Regions from separate parts of the Mus musculus genome. Here region 1 is linked to region 2. Evidence: chromatin contacts called from ENCODE Hi-C or POLR2A ChIA-PET data. All regions are on one chromosome and are shown on one strand. Each heading gives the region's core, a stretch centred on a gene start or an enhancer-like site at or near the end of the contact. The rest is flanking DNA. Distances are from core to core; before and after follow the strand shown.

The links. Hi-C counts contacts between places; a loop is a spot of excess contacts on that map. ChIA-PET counts read pairs that join two places held with the same protein, here RNA polymerase II (POLR2A).
Region 1: a loop to region 2 is called in a map of left cerebral cortex, with 7 times the contacts of the local background. The contact joins the promoter of Polr2b here to the promoter of Rest in region 2. A Hi-C loop is called at or near these places in 11 of 37 maps with a recorded cell type or tissue (CH12.LX, T-helper 2 cell, adrenal gland and 4 more). POLR2A ChIA-PET finds 5 or more read pairs at or near these places in 3 of 5 experiments (Patski and embryonic stem cell).

What each region holds. Positions count from the first base shown.
Region 1 is chr5:77,309,131-77,311,981 of GRCm38, forward strand. It overlaps Polr2b (polymerase (RNA) II (DNA directed) polypeptide B), which reads left to right and starts at 1,354. Exons shown (of 25, transcript NM_153798.2): 1 at 1,354-1,500. The coding sequence starts at 1,482. Noa1 (nitric oxide associated 1) reads right to left here and starts at 956. Exons shown (of 7, transcript NM_019836.3): 1 at 1-956. The coding sequence starts at 926.
Region 2 is chr5:77,263,974-77,267,000 of GRCm38, forward strand. It overlaps Rest (RE1-silencing transcription factor), which reads left to right and starts at 1,521. Exons shown (of 4, transcript NM_011263.2): 1 at 1,521-1,815.

The DNA of each region.
Region 1 (2,851 bases), core at 104-2,603, 45 kb after region 2:
CGGGACCTGGAGGACGGATTCTGATTCTTTATCTCCTCCAGTGGCTCATCCCCGGCAGGGTACTGTGGTCCTTGATGACCAGGAGCCACCACGAGCCCGGCGCGGATGCAATCGTCCCACAGCCGCTTCCGCAGCCGCTTCAAGTAGCCGGGAGCGTCCTGGGGCAGCAGGTCCACTTTGTTCCCCAGCACGATGAGTTGCTTGGGGCCCACCAGCTTGGGCAGGTCGGGCAGCAGGGCGTCCGGCAGGTCTAGAAGATTCACCATATAGAGCACCAGAGCCGGCCCGGGACGCCGCAGCGCTGCGCTCACAAGCTCCAGGTACTGATCGCGGCTTACCTGCAGGCGCAGGGCTCGTCCGTGGTGCACCAGCAGCCAGCAGCGTTGGCACACGGTCCGCGCCGGGCCGCCTTCCGCCTGGGCAGCGTCGCGGAACTTCTCCTCCGGCAGGTAGCCCGGCAGGCCGGGATGCTGGCAGTGCAGCTCGGCTCCGCAGCCCGAGCAGTAGATGCCGCTGGGCGGCACCGAGGCGTCTGGAAACTCCGGGACAGGCAGCGTCCGGAAGCCCGCCCGCAGCTTCTGCTGAAGCCGCTCCTCCCGCTGCTGCAATCTCTCTCGTTCCTTCTCCTGCTGCAGCTGCTGCAACTCCCGCAGCTCCTGCAACTCCCGCACTTGTTCCTCCGGGGTCCGCTCCGGGACGTACTCCGGGAACAGAAAGCGTTCCTCCGTGTCCGGGCCTTCTGCATAGTCCTCGGTCGCCGTGGAGCTCGGGGGAACCCGACGGCCCAAGGATGATGCACGCTGGCGGATGGGGACCTCACACTTCCCCTCCAGAAGCCACCGTGCTGGGCCGTAGCACGCAGCGGCCGGCGCGGGGCCCCGCCGGAGCCCGCAGAGCAGCCCGCAAGCCAGGCGCGCGGGCAGCATGTGGACAGCGCGAGGAGGGCGGGGCCTCGCGCGCGCACGCGCGCTCGCGTCCGAGAAGTTCCTCCCCCAGCGACTAGACGAGAGGGAACTGTCCAACAGTGCGGCCGATTCTCGCACTCTCGCGATGACAGCTCTGAAACTCGAGAGTTCAGGCAGACGTGCAAAGGCACGGACTCGATAGAGCTGGGTGAGCAGAAGGTTCTCCAGTGCTCAGTCCACACGCGGAGCCATTTCTTTCATAAATCTTCAAACAAATCAAAACACGCAGCAAGAAACTTTCATTAGCGTAACCTAACTTCTGGCTAAGGAGCCGTCTGTCCTCAGCGGCAGCCAGCTAGTCATCACTCGCGCATGCGTAGTTCAAGTCCAGCCAGACCCTTTGCCAGTCGTCTGCGCAGGCGCAAGCCTCACACCCCGCCCCCTCGCTGAGACGCCGAGGATTCTGGGAACGTCGGAGACGGACATTGCTTGGTATCGCACTCTTGAGTTTGCCGCCGCGCTTCCCGTCTCCAGCTTTGCGATTCCGAGTAAGAGCTCCAGAAACCTTTGGCCAAGATGTATGACGCCGACGAGGGTAAGTGACCGCTTGAGGCACGCTTCACGCTATAGCCCCTTAGGCGGGACGGCGGGGGACCTGCAGCAGGGATCAGCGCCAGCCGCCGCATCCCGTCCGTGGCGCGCGGGCTCCCGGCAGCCTGGTTCCTACGATTTAGCCCGGGAACGAAGTGGGCTTTGCTAGCGGTGCAGGCTCGGGGTTCACGTTCCTGGGTCGGCTTGATTGCTCCCTACACGGCCTCCCGTTAAATCTGTAACCACCTTCCAGAATCGACATAGCGTAGCTTATTAACTAACATTTAGTTGTTTGATGTTGATTGATTTCATTTATCATTTCAGTCGACTTATTGAATAGCTATTATTATTATTATTATTATTATTATTATTATTAAACGGCACAGGGAATTGAACCCAGGGCCTGTCTGCACATACTCTGCTTCTGAGCCATATTTCTAGGCCCAGGAAGCTCAATTTTTGACCACGTCCTTGTGTTAGACATTGTTAAACTCTGGACGTATTAGGGACAAAGAACGGGTTCTGGGTTGACATTCCTTCACACTGTCTTCAGTTTAAGTAAACTGCCTTAAAAGATGGCCTTAAGCGGTCACTTCCCACGAGATGACAGTTCTAGGATGGTATGTTTTCCATTTTCACGAGGACAAAATGGCTTTTTACTTTTTGTATGAACACTTCTTAGTCCTACCCATTTTATTTTCATGTTGTGTGTGTGTTTTTTTTAAGCTCCCTTTTCTCTGATCAAAAATCATTTTATTCCAGCTCCCAACTTTGTGGCTGTCCTATGCATTCCCCTCCCTCCCCCTTTTCTCATGGAAACAATAGAAGCAAACGCTTTAACTTTTAAAATTGCTTCAATGTCTCAGACCCATTCATACCTCATTAGAATCTATTAGAATCGTTATATTCTTTTTAAAGTTATTCTTACTTGAAGGAAATTTAGGAGCTTTAAAACCATATGACATTTATTTATTTTGTGCATATGTATGAATGTGGGCGCACTCATGGGGTGTACCATAGAGGTCCTGGAGTTTGAATTCAGGTTCATGGCCCTCAGACTATATATTTCTGTAGAGCATATTTCACTCTTCAGATACTTTTAACAGGAGCGTGATGCTCAAACGAAGCTTTCTTACTGGACTGGAGATGTAGCCTGGTGCTCGTACTGCCTAGTGTGGGCCATGCTCTGCAGTCAGTCTTAGGCATGGAGGGGGTGGGGGAAGGTCATACTATTTGGAAAGCTGTACAGGGCATGGTGGGCATGAGTTGACTCTCTTTCAGAGTTTCTGAATCAAGGGGGCTGGAGAGATGGCTCAGCAGTTAAGAGTACTTGTCGCTCATTCTTGCAGAGGACT
Region 2 (3,027 bases), core at 271-2,770:
TTGCACTGAAAAGACTCTGGTGCGCAGCGGCCTATACCTGTAAGACCAACACTCCAGAGGTGGAAAGACCACAATTTGGATGCCTGCCTAGACTATGTAGGGAGACTGTCCCAGAAAAAACAGCCATTGAAATCTTTGGTGGTCAAGTACCTTAGGGCCTTCATTCCGCCTTGCCTTCAATTTTGTACCAACTAGTAATATATTGTAGGGTTTTGTTTTGTTTTGTTTTTTTTTTTTGAAAGATGGGTTCTACAGCGTGCCAGAAAAGAGGTAAAGGAAAATGTCAGAGAAACCTGAAGCTCTGCTTCCAGCCTCTTAGCACCCACCTGCTGCTACCTCTGTAGTAATGCCAACGAGAGGTTCACACATTTAGATCCGGAAATGCCGGGCCCTGAAGGCGGCCGAGAGCTTTAAACTCTAGCTGGTAGTTCACTAACTACAAATTAAAGGCTACAAGGCCCACTTCCAGGAAGACATTAAAAGCAGGCTAAAAAAGCATTTCAGGTGAGAAGGGACAGGACCTGAGACTCCCTGTCCCCATTATAAGACGTCAGGTACTGAACTGGACTTGGCTTTGTCTCAACCCCCACAAGGACTGATTTTCTCCTGGTTAAGAGTTTGCAATGTGAAAGCATTTTGACCTCATGAAGCTTAAAATTACAGTTAAGCATAAAGATCTGTGTAGGCAGGCACTTAGATTTTGTTTCTTTGATTGAGAAAGGTCTCACTTTGTAGCTATGGCTGGCCTGAAAATTCTTACATAGCACACTAAAGCTTTAAGCTCTCAGCAATCCTCCTGCCTCTGTCTACTGAATTCTGAGTCTGATTGCAGACAAGAGCAATCCCCCACCCCCGGGCCCCCCAATTTGTCAAGTCAATGACCTGGATCTCCTGGTGCTCACGCCTTTCAAGTAGGATTACAGACTTGTGCAGCCAGGGCCGATTTTCGGGTTTTGTATTGTTTTTTAATTTCTTGCACTAGTGTCCCTAAGTAGCCCAGGTTGATCTTGAACTCCGGCCTTTAACTCTTGATCCTCCAGTCTCAACAGCATTCTGAGTGTTGGGATTAACGGCGAGAGCCCACACGCCAGGCCTGAACAGTATTTTTCGAGGCTTCAGCCTTACTTAAGAGGCCAGTGACAATACTTCTCAAGAGGGCGGTCAATGCCTGCACGTTTTTTCCTCCAACAACCCCAATTCTCGTGCACGCCCGGGTAAGGCTGGGGCTAACTTCTGCTATTTGTTTATAAAAGAAAGAAGCTCAGGGAGTAGGTTCCGCCCCTTTAATGAGCCTAAGGCGGGAGTCGGGGGCCGGGCGGATTAGGTAAGTTTCCCCCGAGGCGCGCCCCCAGGCAGGCCAGGAGTCCACTTCGAGCCTCGGGACCGAGGGGCGGGGCGCGCTCGGCGGCCACGCGCGCGGGCGGGGAAGGGGGCGTGTCGGCGGGCGCGCGCGGACGGCGAGGGGGCGTGTCCGGCGGGCGGGCGGGCGGCGACGGCGCGGGCCGGGTGCGCGGCGCAGCGTCCTGTGCTGGAATGTGCGGCTCCCGCGAGCTCGCGGCGCAGCAGCAGAAGACCGAGGAGCGCCGCCGAGGCCGCGGGCCCCAGACCCGGGCGGCCGGGACCGCAGCGACGGCAGAACCAGGGCCGGCGGTCTGATCCCGCTCCGCGATCGCACCCCGGGATCTCGAGGGCCTCGACGCCCAACTTTTCCCCGCTCTCCCTCCCCTCCCCTCCCCCGAAAGTCCAGCAACAAAGAAAAGGAGTTGGAGCGGCGGCGACGCGGGGGTGGCGGACCGTGGGCGCACAGTTCAGAGGGTAGGACGCGGCGGAGCGAGGAGAGCGACGGGGGAGGGCGGCGGGCAGGCGCGGAGCGGCGCGAGGCGCTGTCCAGGGCTGATTTGCAGATACTGTGGCTCGGGCGGCGCGGCGGCCGGGCGGGGGCGGGATCGAGTTACGGAGCGAGTCACGGGCTGGGCCGGGGGCTGGTGCGGAGCGGCGTGGGCATCGGCCCCCAGCGGAGCACGGGGAGGCCCTTCCGCACGGCGCTGAGATCCGGGGCCACGGAGGCCGGAGCGCCGCTGCTGGTGACCGCGGTCCTGAAACTTCCCCCCTCCGCCCTCCCTCCGCCTCGGGCCCAACGCCCCCGGCCCCGCCGGCGTCCCAGGCTCGCCGCCCCCTCCCCCCCAGTCGTAGCAGGGCCGGAAGGCGGCCGCCCCGCTTGACTCAGCCCGGGGCACGGGCGGCGCCGGCGGCAGGCTGGACAGCGATTTCTGCGGCCCGCGCTGGCTCTGCGCAGCGGGGGAGCGAAGTTCGCAAACTTCCGGGCCACGGGGGCGGCGGTGGCGGCCCGCGTGGGGCCCCTCGCAGCGACCGGGGGCCGACAGCCTCGGGAGGGCGCCGCGGAGCCCCGGTACAGGCCCGATCGGACGCGGGTAGCGAGGTAACTTTTCCGCCCAGTCCCGGCCGGGCTAGTGGCGGGCGGCGGGGGAGGGGGCTGCGGGGCCGCGGCCGGCCGGGGAGGCGCCTCTAGGGTGGTGGGCAGCGCGTGAGGTCCGAGCCCAGGCACCGCCCGCGGGTTGGTGGCGGAGAGGAAGCAAGAGGGCCCAAGTTTGCAAAGAGCTGCTTTGTGTTTGGTATTTTGAGAAAATGGCCGAATGCCTATTTCAGTTAGGAATGCCGCCGCCGAGGCCGGCGCTGGTGGCAGCGGCACATAGGAATTCGGTGCAACACGTTGCTCTCGGGCTGTGCTTAGCACAGTCTGCCCGAGAGACGTGGAGATTTCCTTGGGAGTGTGGCTGCCGAGGTGCGTGGGGGAAGCTTTAGAGTGGATGTTGAGGTCCGTTGTGGAATCCGTGGGGCTGTTGAACTAGGGGAGAGCCGTTTCCTGTGATGGCATTCGGGCTCAACTTTTTGTTGGGGCATGTAACTGAGCGAGCGAGTGAGCGGGCGAGCTTGTGTTTTAGACTCTAGGTGAAGCGGCCCGCTTTTAGTATTTTCGGTTTTTAGTTTGTCTTTTAGTACTTTTTT